2 separate regions of the Mus musculus genome follow, and region 1 is linked to region 2. A link is a contact called in ENCODE POLR2A ChIA-PET data. All regions are on one chromosome and are shown on one strand. Each heading gives the region's core, a stretch centred on a gene start or an enhancer-like site at or near the end of the contact. The rest is flanking DNA. Distances are from core to core; before and after follow the strand shown.

What was found. ChIA-PET counts read pairs that join two places held with the same protein, here RNA polymerase II (POLR2A).
Region 1: POLR2A ChIA-PET joins it to region 2 with 12 read pairs in Patski. The contact joins the promoter of Higd2a here to the promoter of Simc1 in region 2. POLR2A ChIA-PET finds 5 or more read pairs at or near these places in 3 of 5 experiments (Patski and embryonic stem cell).

The regions. Positions count from the first base shown.
Region 1 is chr13:54,588,824-54,595,158 of GRCm38, forward strand. It overlaps Higd2a (HIG1 domain family, member 2A), which reads left to right and starts at 1,408. Exons shown (of 2, transcript NM_025933.3): 1 at 1,408-1,596; 2 at 1,901-2,324. The coding sequence starts at 1,443. The coding sequence ends at 2,067. It overlaps Nop16 (NOP16 nucleolar protein), which reads right to left and starts at 1,251. Exons shown (of 5, transcript NM_178605.4): 1 at 1,038-1,251; 2 at 840-948. The coding sequence starts at 1,144. It overlaps Cltb (clathrin, light polypeptide (Lcb)), which reads right to left. Exons shown (of 6, transcript NM_001347512.1): 6 at 3,563-5,219. The coding sequence ends at 5,048.
Region 2 is chr13:54,499,997-54,507,222 of GRCm38, forward strand. Simc1 (SUMO-interacting motifs containing 1) reads left to right here and starts at 3,809. Exons shown (of 10, transcript NM_176987.4): 1 at 3,809-4,008. The coding sequence starts at 3,880. LOC115486438 (a long non-coding RNA gene) reads right to left here and starts at 4,318. Exons shown (of 3, transcript NR_168901.1): 1 at 3,773-4,318. It also overlaps the pseudogene Gm2830.

The DNA of each region.
Region 1 (6,335 bases), core at 158-2,657, 86 kb after region 2:
TTCATGCTCACACTCACATGTCATACCACACACAGTATGCTCATGCTCACACTCACATGTCACACCACACATGGTATGTTAATGCTCACACTCACATGTCACACCACACATGATATGTTCATACAGTTGCATATGACACCCACAGTAATATTTTTAACAAGCAATTCATCTTTCTGCCTATATCTATGCTTTCCTTACTCTGCTGTGTAGTAGCACCACAAAAACCATGTGCATGAAGAGCGCTTTATAAGTTACAGGGAGCCATGTCCGATAGCTTCTTCATGGGGAGGACTTACCTGCCAGTGCTTAGTTATAATTTTACTAAAAAAAAAAAAAAAAAAAAAAAAACTCTTGGGGTAAGCCGGGGGGTGTTGGTGCACGCCTTTAATCCCAGCACTTGGGAGGCAGAGGCAGGCAGATTTCTGAGTTCGAGGCCAGCCTGGTCTACAAAGTAAGTTCCAGCACAGCCAGGGCTATACAGAAAAACCCTGTCTCGAAAAACGAAAAAACAACAAAACAAAAAAAACCCCTCAAGCTCTGGGGGACAGAAAAAGATACATTCTAGAAAATTCCACTGACCTGAGAAGAAATGGTAAGCAGAGGAGGGGGCGTGAATAAAGGAGGTCGTTAAAGGTCTTTGACCAGAATTAGTGCAAGCAAAATGACTTTATCACAAATATGGGAAGTAAGTGTGTGTGTGTGTGTGTGAGAGAGAGAGAGAGAGAGAGAGAGAGAGAGAACAAATTCTGAAACTCTGCTCAGTGAAGGAACGTCAGGTGGGAAGGAAAATAGGAAGCGGCTAGTGTGGAGATGGGGAAAGTGCTTTGCGTTATCAGTACCTTCTTCTTACGGAGGGGAACCGCCTTGTTGGGGTCCATGGCCAACCCCATCTCCGCCAGGTTCTGCCGCACGGATTTGGTGTGGTCCCAGGCATGTCGTATGTGGGAACTAACATCAAAGAGAGAGAGAGAAATCGAGATTCTGTCACCTCACCTTAGATCCCAGCCCAGGCCCCCGCCTCCAAACTGGCCCCTCACCACTCAATCCGTGGCGCTGCCTTCCGACGAGCATTCCGGTTCAGACGCTTTCGGTTGACGTTGTAACCGAACTTCTGCCTCCGAGTCTTTCCCTTAGCCTTGGGCATCTCGCTAACTGCCCCAACAGCAGCTCAAACCCTTGAAACAGCAGCTCAAACTCAAGAACCACGCTCTCAGAGCCGCGTGTTAATAGTCTCCGTCCACCCGTGCGCGCAAGGATTCTTGGGAAATGTAGTTTTAGTAGTTAGTGCCTCCACATTCACTTACTACAACTCCCAGAAAGCAACGGGCAATGGCGCCTGCGTGCTACACTCAGCAAGCTATTTCCCCGCCCCGTAGTGACCTCATCAGAAGGCGGGGTCCGGTGTCCGGATTTGTGTCCTACCTATTTCTGTGCTGGTGGGTATGGCGGCTCCCGGTCCTGTGAGTCCAGAGGCGCCTTTTGATCCGTCCAAGCCCCCAGTTATCGAGGGCTTCAGCCCCACGGTCTACTCCAACCCAGAGGGCTTTAAGGAAAAGTTTATTCGCAAGACCCGTGAGAACCCAATGGTGCCTATAGGTAAGTGTGTGCTGTAGGAACGGAAGACCGAGAGGACAGCGGTTTCGTAGGGAAAGGAAATAGGGGTGGATCAAGTAAGCCTGGGGTTTGGGAAGGGGAGCGGACCAGAGGTGTGACGAAATGACGGTGCGGGGTGGGGGGTGACTGAAACGAATCGGAATGCATTGCGGGGCTTGGGACTAGATGAAGCAGACTGTAGAACTGCCCTCCTGTTGTGGCTCTGGGAAAGCTGGGACGGGCTACATCCTTAAGGGACCTGCAGGACCCGACCTGTTGCCTCCCGCGTGTGTTGTCCTCTCCCCAGGCTGTCTGGGGACGGCGGCTGCCCTCACCTATGGCCTTTACTGCTTCCACCGCGGCCAGAGCCACCGATCCCAACTCATGATGCGCACCCGGATCGCTGCACAGGGTTTCACGGTCGTAGCCATCTTGTTGGGGTTAGCGGCATCTGCTATGAAGTCTCAAGCCTGAGTATAGCCGGGTCTTAAAGCGCCATGGAAACCATTACAAAACCCAGGAACAACAGACATCCCTGTCAGACTTGCTCCCTCCGTTTCAGACCGGACCTTATTGTCATTTGGGTGAGGAAGTGGCCGATTTTGTAACTGATTTGCGCTTCCACCGCTGCCCCCTCCCGCTCCCAAAATCCCAGGTTCATTTCAGTTGGGTTGCATGCTTCTATTTGTGATGCGTCCCCTTAATTACTTAATAAAAGCTTATTACACTTGTATGTGATGAACTATTTCTTAATCTCATTCCTACGATCAAAACCATGATTTTTCCTTTAAATTTTTAAGAGGGAACAGGCTGTCAGTAGGACTGGCCTTTAAAAATCAGCTAGGTCTGACAGTGCATGCCTATTGCCTTAACTGTTCTGAAGGTTGAGGGAGAAGAAAGAATCTTGCCTGACTGCACATGACTTCAAGAGTTCAAGATCACCGGGCAGTGGTGGCACATGCCTTTAATCCCAGCGCTTGGGAGGCAGAGGCAGGTGGGTTTCTGAGTTTGAGGCCAGCCTAGTCTACAGAGTGAGTTCCAGGACAGCCAGGGCTATACAGAGCCTGTCTCGAAACCCTGTCTCGGAAAAAAAAAAAAATGCAAGATCACTCAGTAGAGTAACTTAGACTCTGTATCATTTAAAATGGCCTGAGGGTACAGCTCAGCAGTACAGTACATAGTGATTGTGAGGCCGGAGGTTTATTCTCCAGTTGTGAAAGAGGAACATAGAGCCTAGTGCTATCCAAACTTTCCTCGGCACTGTCAAGTTACTTGGGGCACTGGTTAAAAGTAGAGATTCCCAAATGTTCATTCTTGGGATTCTAATTCAGTGAGCTGTTTGATGTAATACGGGAAAGTTTGCCAGCAATTTCCAAGTTTCTGTAGCCTGTAGATGAGGCCTGTCGTGGTCCTGTTGTGAGTCAGGATGTTCAAACACACACCACCACCATTCTTTGACTACTTCTCTTACTCCGGTGCAGCCTCCTCTGCGACCCTCCACTCTGCTGATCTCTTTACCACTCCAGCTTTTGACACAGGCGTCTCAAAGGCATTTGTGATCTGTAGTCACTGTGTTGCTTTGAGGAACCGAATCCTCCCATGGGTCACCCTGCCTCTCTGAATACCTCCTGAAGGGGAAAGGGAAGAAAGTGAAGATACATTTCTTGGGCCCTGACATGTTTTCAATCTCTGAGTGGAAGGTCCGTGACTAGAGCTAGGTGTTTGTATCTCCATCATGATCTTAACCACAAGGCATATTGCCAGTGTGGAACACTGCATTGTGAAGCCCTCAGGATGCAAGAACAGGGCATAAGGAGCTGAAGATGGTGCCGTATTTAAAGGTAATGTCCACCTAGTGTTATGATGCCCCCACCCCCTAAAATACATTTAAAAGTCGAACTCCAACTCTTAATTTTTTAGGCCTTATTTGGCAATAGGACTTTACAGCCATGACCATCAATAGTTAAAATACAGTCTTTAAGGTGGGCTTTAATCCAGTAATACTGGTATCCATTGTTTTAAAATTTATTTAGGAGTTCTCCCCACTCCCCTCTCTCTCTCTGCATGTACACACGCATGCCAGAAGAGGGTATCAGATCCCATTACAGATGGTTTTAAGTTTCCATGTAGTTAGTTGCTGGGCATTGATCTCAGAACCTCTGGAAGAGCAGCCAGTGCTCTTAACCACTGAACCATATATCTAGCCCCTCGTATCCATATTTAAAAAAAAAGATTGACAGCCAGAGCTATACAGAGAAACCCTGTCTCAAAAAAACCAAAAAAAGAAAAAAAATTGGACACACAAATTATACATGGGAAAATGATGAACACAGACAGCCATGTGAGGGTGTAAGCAAAACTGGAGACCTATATCTGCAAACCAAAGGATACCTGAGCTACTAGAAGCTACGAGAGGCACAGGTCCTGCCTTAGCATCTCTGGGGGGCGTGGCTTGGTCGTTCCCAAATTTGGGACTTTTAGCCTCCGGAATTGAGACAACAGATTTCTGATGCTCTAAGGCAGCCAGGTTTTTTGGTATTCTTTAATGGCAATCTTAGGGAACTAATACTGTTAGCAATTACCCAAATCTTTTCAAACACCATGTAGATCGTAATGGCTTAAAGTCCTGTTATACGGCCTCTGCTGAAGGGGAAGAAGGTGTGGTCACTGTTGCTTATCCTAAGTCCACAGGGGGGAATAGCTGAAGAGGGAGGCACATCTGTACTGCAGCAGGCCTGCATGTCTTAAGAGGGTCTTGGTCACTCTCGAGGAAGAAGGTTGGGCGGATGCTGTATTTGCCACCCTTACTCAGGCCTAGACACAGCCTTAGAGCACGCTGGCCTCACTTCCTTTCTACACAAAAGCCAATTCTGTTTGGGGAGTCTTAGTTTTCTCAGCTATACATGAGGACAGCAGAGTCCCTACCTTCAGACTTGTTAAAGAATCACAGAGAGCAAGGTTGCAGACCCTGTCTCGTGAAAATTTGCCTTTCTTCTTGGAGGGCAGACAGCAGACACAGACAGGTTGGGGTTCCTGCTTCCAGCTGCGAGCTCTGGGTTTCTAAGACTACATCCTCACCTTTTAAGGACACGGAGCTAGGAAAATTCTATGCACAAACTGAGCGCTGACACCAGTTGCGGCTTCCAGAGAAATGAGGATACTAATAAATAAGTGTAAAAAGAGTTAACACACCCTTTAAGCCAAGAAAAATACATCAGGAGGGACAGTCACAATTGAGTGGGCTGACAGGAGTCATGAGGGGCTGGGCCAGGGGACCAGGAAGGAGTTGTGGGGTGAAAGGGGTAAGGGTCCCACTTCCTAGCTCCCAGAGATTCAGAGGAACAGAACAGGCTGTGTGTGGCAGCTGCCAGAGGAAGTTCCACTCTGGCGGAAGCAGCTGCTCCTCTGCCCCAGCAAGGCCCATGTGCTTCGCGGCCGTTCTCGTGACGGGCACCTAGCGGGACAGTGGTGTTTGCTTCAGGGACATGAGCACCGAGCGCAGGCGGGACACATCTTTACACTGCTTGCTGCTCTTGGGATTGAAGTCACACAGCTGGGCTACCTTCTCCCACTCTGTGCCCGGGGTCTCCTCCTTGGATTCTTTCACAAAAGCCTCTTCCGATGCCCTGAAGGTAAAGGTAGAGAAGACAGGTTTTCAGGGTTGTCACTAGTGTCCTGCTCCTAGCCCGTGGTGTGCAGCCTACTCTGGGACATTAGCCAGAAGGCTCCCCATCCCTGTGCCCTGTGACTTCAGCCACCAGGAACAGCCTTGACGTAGGAAACCTAGACCTGAGTATGGAAGCCATCTAGACTCAGGGCTGTGGAACTTCCAGAGAGGCTTGCTCACCGGCTCAGATGACTGCTTTTTGCTGGAGCCTGTGGTTCACTACGTAGCCCAAGTTGGTCTTGAACTCTAGAGATCTTGCCTCTCCAGTTCTGAGATCATGTGTGTACCCCTGCACCTGGCTAACTTATTGCTTGTCATTTAGTTCCCAGAGTAGGAGTTACCTCCTCAGAAAGTCCTTCCCAGTCTGGGTATTCCCTGTTCAGTCACTTCCCTACAGTTCTTTTTGTTTGTTTAAAGCATAGCCAAGTGTTGACCTTGAACTCCTGCTCCTACTGAGATTACAGGTGTTCCTTCTTTTCTATCACTAGGGATTGAAAGAACCTAGGCCTCAGACAATGGTGTACCTAAACTCAGCCTACAACTGAGCTGTGTCCCCATCCCTACCTCATATTCTCCAGAGAGGACACTGACTAACCACCTAATCAACTTTATAATGGATGTGGAATCCTCCACATCGCAAGCATATCTGACTACAGAAATGTTCTGAGCCCAGAACAGTTGTGTCTGGATGGAACCACAGCTCAGGAAAGGTTCTATCGGAAGCTTTGCTTCATTTGGAATTATATCAGGATAAAACTGGGGTTGTTTCTTCTTCAGGAGTCCTGCTTTGATGGTACTGGGTACTGGGTATTTCTGTCTGTGTGTATTCCAGGCAAGAACTCTACCGCCCTTCAGAATTCTTGGTTGACAGTTTTGAAAGTCACTGACTTAAGAGTGTCCAGCCATAAATGGGGCAAACACACACCAGGGCTCAGTGACCATAGTGGAAAGGGGGCAGAAAGGTTTTCCAGAGTCAGAGGTCAGGAGGGATGGAGAGAGGCAGCGTCTTCTGGACTTGACCAGACGCTTGTGTTGTGAACACATAGTAGCTGCGCTTACCTGCACAGGTTCAAAG
Region 2 (7,226 bases), core at 2,559-5,058:
TGGTACTGTTGCCTTCCCAGGATGAAGGACATCAATGACCATCTGTTTCCTCTGAAGCAGTCGGTTGGTCATGAACTTCCTGGTCTGGATGGTTCATTCATGATGGCTACGGCGCCGGAGGTGGAGAGCCTCAGTGTACTTTTTTTTTTTTTTAGATTTATTTATTTATTATATGTAAGTACACTGTAGCTGTCTTCAGACCCTCCAGAAGAGGGCGTCAGATCTTGTTACAGATGGCTGTGAGCCACCATGTGGTTGCTGGGATTTGAACTCTGGACCTTCGGAAGAACAGTCGGGTGCTCTTACCCACTGAGCCATCTCACCAGCCCTCAGTGTACTTTTTTAATATAGCCTAGGACCACCTGCCCGGGGGTAGCACCATCCACAGTGAGCTGGCCCTCCCATAGCAATCATTAAACAAGAAAATGCCTCCACGGATGTGCCTACAGTAGAGACAACTCCTCTGCTGAGGTCCCCTCTTCCTTGGTGACTCTGGTTTGTATCATATTGTCAAAACAAAGCAGCAAGGAGATGCAGGTTAGCTGATTTAGTGGGATTGGTGGCTTAAGAGGAAGAAGGGGAGACCTTTCCTCTCTCAAGTGACCCACATAGGATATGTAAGGACAGAGCAATAAGGTGGCCCCATGTAGCACAAGAGAGAAAATCCTCACCAGGAACCAAATGGACCAGCACTGTCTTAGTAAGGGTTTTACTGCTGTGAACAGACTCCATGACCAAGGCAAGTCTTATATAAAAAAAATACAACATTTAATTGGGGCTGGCTTACAAGTTCAGAGGTTCAGTCCATTATCATCAAGGTGGGAGCATGGCAGCATCCAGGCAGGCATGGCACAGGCAGAGGTGAGAGTTCTACATCTTCATCCAAAGGCTGCTAGTGGAAGACTGACTTTCAGGCAACTAGGGTGAGGATCTTATGCCCACACCCACAGTGACACACCTACTCCAACCAGGTCACACCTATTCCAACAAGGCCACACCTCCAAATGGTGCCACTCCCTGGTCCAAGAATATACAAACCATCACAAGCACCTAACCTTCCTCTAAGTCTTGGAGAAATAAATGTCTGTTGTTTAAACCACACAGTCTGCAGTGTTTTATTCCAGCACATGGTGCTGACTACAAGGTTAAGAGACCTAAGGAAAAAGGATGCATACATACTTTTGTTTGTTTGTTTGTTTGTTTGTTTGAGACAGGGTTCTTGCTGTGGGGCCCAAACTAGCCTCAAAGCCTGCATTCTCCTGTCTCCACTTCCCCAGTGCTGGAACGTCAAGAATGTGATACCAGCTGCGTTTACACACTTTCCTAAAGACCAATTTGGCTAGTGAACAAAAAGGAGTGGAAAGACATGCCATTTCAGAAGATTGGGCCTGAGGTGACAGTAATTTAGCCAGAGTCACAGCAGCAGAATCCAAAGGAAGTGAATGGCAGGAGGTAAAAGACTTGAAGCAGGAACCAAGCAGCTTGCTCATTTGAATAATTGCTGGCTGATAAGCTTGCCACTCAGGTACACTAGAGAATACTGAAAGAGAGCAGCCTGGGTTTCAGTTTTGGTTTTGAAAGAAGATAGTTTTTGGTGGGGAGAACAGAGGTGAGTTTAGTTGTAGATAGATGCCTAGAAACATGAATATCCATTTGGAGATGTGTAAATGGAACTTTAAGGACTGGACAGGACAGGGCTGGTCTGGAAATAAACGTGTCGGGTGGGGAGAACATCAAAGATGGTCACAGAAGCCTCAGAGTACTTGAGACTATATGAAGGGAAAGTAAAGAGTGGAACGGCCCATGGCGAAACGCTGAGGGGCATGGAGATATAAGGACTGGGAGCTGAAGAAATGGTTCAGTGGTTAAGAGAACTTGTTCTTCCAAAGGACCTAGGTTCAGTGCCCAGTGCCCACGTGGCTCACATCCACCTATAACTTCAAATCCAGGAGATTCAATGCCCTCTTCTGAACTCTGAAGGCACCAGGCATCTGTGTGGTGCACAAACATACATGCAAGTAAAACACTCATTTGTATAAAATAATATTTAAAAATCTAATAAAAGCTTAAAAAAAAAACCAAAGGACTAAGAAAAAAAAATAAAGATTTAAGGGCTGAGTGGAGGAACAAGAGGCAGTTAGACGCTAGAGATAACTGATTAGAAAAACCACAGTCAAAGAGACAGGGGTATAGCTTAGCCTGTATGGAGTCCTAGATTAGATTCCGTGTGTGTGTGTGTGTGTGTGTGTGTGTGTGTGTGTTGTGTGTGTGTGTGTTGAGATGGATGCTTGATAGCACTACAGGAAACTTACTTTACTGTATCCCTTTATAACAATTCACCCACTGGACCAAAACATCTGAAACCTGTGGTCAAGCTATTTGCCCAACAGGCCAGTGATCTCTCTCCTTCCCTTCCCTCCCCTTTCCCTCTCCCCTCCTCCTTTTCCTCCTCCTTCCTCTCCCTTTCTCTCACCCTGGCTGACCTTGGCCTTTCAAGAGCTAGGATTCAAGGCAAGCACCGTGATGCCTGACTCAGAGCAGTGAACCTTCAAGTGTGTTCACCAGACTCTAAGCAATGTCAATATCACCTAGAAACCTGAGAGAAATACCAATTTGGGGCTCACTCCCAAAACTCAGTTTCTCAGTCAGAAACACTGGTGTGTAGTCCTGCAAACTTTATTATACACTCTCTGGCTGATTCAGAAGTTCACTAAAGATTAGAAAACACTGCATCACACGCTGCTTAGACAGCACACAACAGCTTTGCCTCTAGGAACTCCCCCCTTTTTGTTAAAGACATTTTATTATTCTATTTTTTGAAGTTACTTGAGCATAAGCAGCAGGGTTTTGTCAGTATTGCACATTTTTAAAATAGCCATGGGCCCTATTTTGATTTAATGTCCCTACCCTTCAACAAAACAACCAAAGAATTCACTACTTACCCATATTTCCCTCTGATGGGGATACAATTTTATCCCTATATTTTCTGCTTGCTCACAGCATTGGAGTATACGGGCACTCTGGGACCTCATAGCTCTCTGTATGTGCCTTTTCAGTGGTTTCTGTCAACTAGAAACTCAACAAACTCTTACATCTGACAGTTTAAATTCCTGCGACACGTATTGTTGGTGAAACCGCAAATCGGCACAACTTAAGACAATTTGGTACCATTTGTCAAAATAACAATAAAAACATAGATTTGATCCAATAAACCTGCTTCTGGGAATTTATCCCACGGATTTACCTGCACACACAAGAGTGGGTATCTCTCCCTTATCTCAGCCAGAAGCCCCAGTCAATAAAACCCTAGGTTCAGGTTACCCTTTTCAGCCCCTCAGGGCTTCTTTAACCCGAAGGCGTCACTGCTCCTTCTGCCAGGTGCAGGCTCCACTACCGGGTCAATTAAATGCGCTATCAGAGGCTCCATCAGCTCACTCCAGTCCTCACACCTGCAGCCAGGGGCTCGTCACCAGCACTGCCCACTGTGATCGGTTGAGAGCGGCGGCGGACAACCTCTCAACCTCAGCGTTTTTCAAGCCCGCCGACCATGCGGCCCAGCCCCTCGGTTCTATCCCTCCCTTTCCCTCTCTTCCCTCTCTCTCCTTCTCTGAGGGAAAGGGAGCCTGGCTCCTCCAGGGTTCTGTGACACTGCCCTGACCCGGGCGCGCGGCTGCCCCCGAGATAGGCGGGGCTCCGAGCGGGACCGGTCCTCTGGAGGCGGGGCGCGGTGGGGGCGGGGCAATGGAGGGGGCGGGGCCGGCGGGGTACTAACCCCGGTGTCTGCGACGCCTTCGCTGCAGTCGCTTCAGCAGCTGGAACCGGAGTCGGAGTCGCCGGGGCCGCTCGCCGCTCGCGCGTGGCTCCGCCGGGCCCGTAGCCATGGAGGACTTTATCGTGATCTCCGACGACAGTGGCTCCGAGAGCTCGGCCGGGACCCGCTCGGGCAGGGCGCGGAGGCTGCGCCGGGCCCTGTCTCGGACCCCCGGCGCGCTGCCCCGCCGAACCGTGGTGAGTGAATCCACTGCCGCTCGCCACGCCCGACGGGAGCCGAGCGTCGCCCCCTCGGGGCCTCAGCGTTGCGACCCTGGCTCCCCGCCGCCGTGTCTTCCCGCCTTTGGCGGCCTCGGGCCTCGAGGAGCTCGGTGGCGCCGCTGGCAAGGCAGGCCTCGGGCTGGCCAGCGCTGAGCCCTACAGGGTTGTGCTGCGGAGCCGGCCGAGCACATGGGCGACACACTGAGCACCAGTGCGAGCTGCCAAGCGGTGGCCGGCGGTGGCCTCCGGCCCGAGCTGGCTCCAGAGCTTTGGCAGCGGGAGGAGTGGGGGGTCCTGGCCAGGCCGCAGCCGCCACCCGGACCTCGAGGCGGGCGCGCGGGAGCGCGTAATTGTTTGGCTTATGATGGGCACAGATGTGTGCAAGGAGGTAACAGGAGCCCCGGCTGCGAGCGAGGGAAGCGCCGCCCTTGGCATGGTGGCGGCTGCGCTGCAGGGCCTAGTTCTTGAGCTAGGGCCCCGATTTTTGAGTTGTGGAGAAGGACAGTTAATTTTGCTTTGCAGATGCGAATCACATACAAAGCCAGGGGGCGGGGCACTCCCACCTTTGTTTTTCCTTCGGTTCTTTATCTTTGTCCCTGCTCCTGAAGTGATGGAATAAAAATATCTGTGGTCTCTGGCTTTCTAGAACTCTCCACAGAAATTTAGTGACCTGACCCCTACCATGATCTACATGCTGTGGCTTCAAAAATCAAGGGATCCTTCTCTGTTCTTCCTAATATGTGTCCTAAATCAATGTCAGCTACTCTATAAGCGTGTAAATCACATTTTGAGTGCTCATTCATTCTAAGTTGCCTTTGGGAAGTCTTCCTACACCCAAAGGTAGGTGTCTTAGGATTACTGTTGCTGTGATGAAACACCATGACCCAAAGCAACTTGGAGAGAAATTGGTTTAGTTTACACTTCGCTGTTCATACTAAAGAAGTCAGGACAAGAATTCAAGCAGGGCAGGAATTTGGAAGTAGAGGTTGTGCAGAGGCCGTATGGTGAAGCGATGCTTTCTTTACCGGCTTGCCACCTCTGGCTTGCTTAACCTGCTTTCTCACAGAAACCAGGACCACTAGCCCGGGGTGGCTCCACCCACAATAGGCTGGGTCTTCCCACTGCAATCACTAGTTGAGGAAATGCCCTACAGACTTGTTTACAGCTGGATCTTAGGCTATACATTTTCGATTGAGGTCCCTTTCCCTCAGATCACTGTAGCTTGTTACAAGTTGATGTAAAACTAGCTGGGACAATATGTGTTCTCTCTCTTTAAGAGAGGAACATAATTTTTGCATTTTTGTATTATCTAGCTTGTAAATATACCTTTATAGCTAGTTTATCTTTCTTCTTTTTTTCAAGACAGGGTTTCTCTGTGTAGCTCCGGCTGTCCTGGAACTCATTCTGTAGACCAGGCTGGCCTTGAACTCAGAAATCTGCCTGCCTCTGCCTCCCAGATATTGGGATCAAAAGCATGCGTCACCACTGCTGGGCTGCTAGTTTATCTTTTAACAGTACCTTTATTGTGGTGTGATTCATCCATATAATACGTTGGGTTGTACAACGTTCATAGTTACTAAATTGTTTACTTCACTCTGATAGGAAACCTTGTTCTTGAGGTCCACAAACATCTTTGGAAAAGTGACTTTTCACCTCCTTGAATTATAAACGTAATTTTAAGTAGAGATATAAAAAAAATTGCTGTTCCATGTATATAGTAAGTATCCTGGCACATGGTAGTTTATCAATTTCATGTTCTGACATTTTTAAAAAAATGATTCAGCTGAGCCTGTTTGCTCTTGCTAGTGAAGACAGCGATGGGACTGTCTGTAGAATAAGTTCCTTACAAAGGAATATGTGCTACCCCAGTTTTTAATTGGGTTTTCTTGATAGCTTTTTTTTTTTTTTTTTTTTTGTTCTTTATATGTTGTGGATAGTAGACTTCTATCAAATATGTAGTTGTTAAAAATCTTTTCCTGCCAGGCTGTGGTGGCATATACCTTTTATTCCAGGGCTTGGAGGCAGAGGCAGCTGGATCTCTTAAATTCAAGGCCAGCCTGTTGTACAGAAGGAGTTCCAAGACATCCAGGAATACACAGAAATCCTGCCAGCACTAAAAGTGTTCTGTTCAAGAAGTCTCATCCTGTGCCAAGAAATTCAAGGCACTTCTCTTCTATTCAATTCAGTATATCTGGTTTTCTGTTGAGATCTTCAATCCATTTGGAGTTGACTTTTGTGCATGGTTGTAAATGGGAATGGATCTATTTGCATTTTTCTACATGTAGCCGGCCAATTTGACCAGCACCATACATATATTGATGTCTTTTTCCTAGTATATATTCTAGCTTCTTTATCAAAAGTCAGGTGTCCTTAGGTGCGTGGACTTATGTCTGGGTCTTCGATTCCATTCCATTGATCAACTTGTGTATTTTTGTGCTAATGTCTTGTGGGTTTTAGTACTATAGCTCTTTAGCACAACTTGAAATTGGAAATAGTGAGACCTCCCGCAGTTCTTTTACTGTTTGGGAATTGTTTTAGCTATCCTGGGTTTTTCTGTTTTCTCCATATAAAAAAAGGAGATTGGCCTTTCAAGAATTGTGTCAGGGGCTGGAGAGATGACTCAGCAGTTAAGAGCACTGACTGCTCTCCCAGAGGTCCTGAGTTCAATTCCCAGCAACCACATGGTGGCTCACAACTATCTGTAATGGATGCCCTCTTCTGGTGTGTCTGAAGATAGCAACAGTGTACTCATATTCATAAAATAAATAAATAAACCTAAAAAAAAAAGAATTGTTTTAGATTTTGATGGGAATTGCATTGAATCTGTAGATTACTTTTTTTTTTTTTTTGGTTTTTTGAGACAGGGTTTCTCTGTGTAGCTCTGGCTGTCCTGGAACTCACTCTGTAGACCAGGCTGGCCTCAAACTCAGAAATCCGCCTGCCTCTGCCTCCCGAGTGCTGGGGTTAAAGGCGTGCGCCACCACGCCCGGCTTGTAGATTACTTTTGCTGTTAATCCTGCTGTTCCATGAGCATGGGAGATCTTTCCATCCTCTAATATCTTCTAATATCTGCCAGAGTTGGGGGCCACTTCCCTGGATGGAGGCGACTGCAGGTTTCCAGGGAATGCCTGCTGGAGTTGGGGGCTTGGATAAAGCAAAGAGTGGTGGGAGGGGGGAATCTGTGTGATCCACAG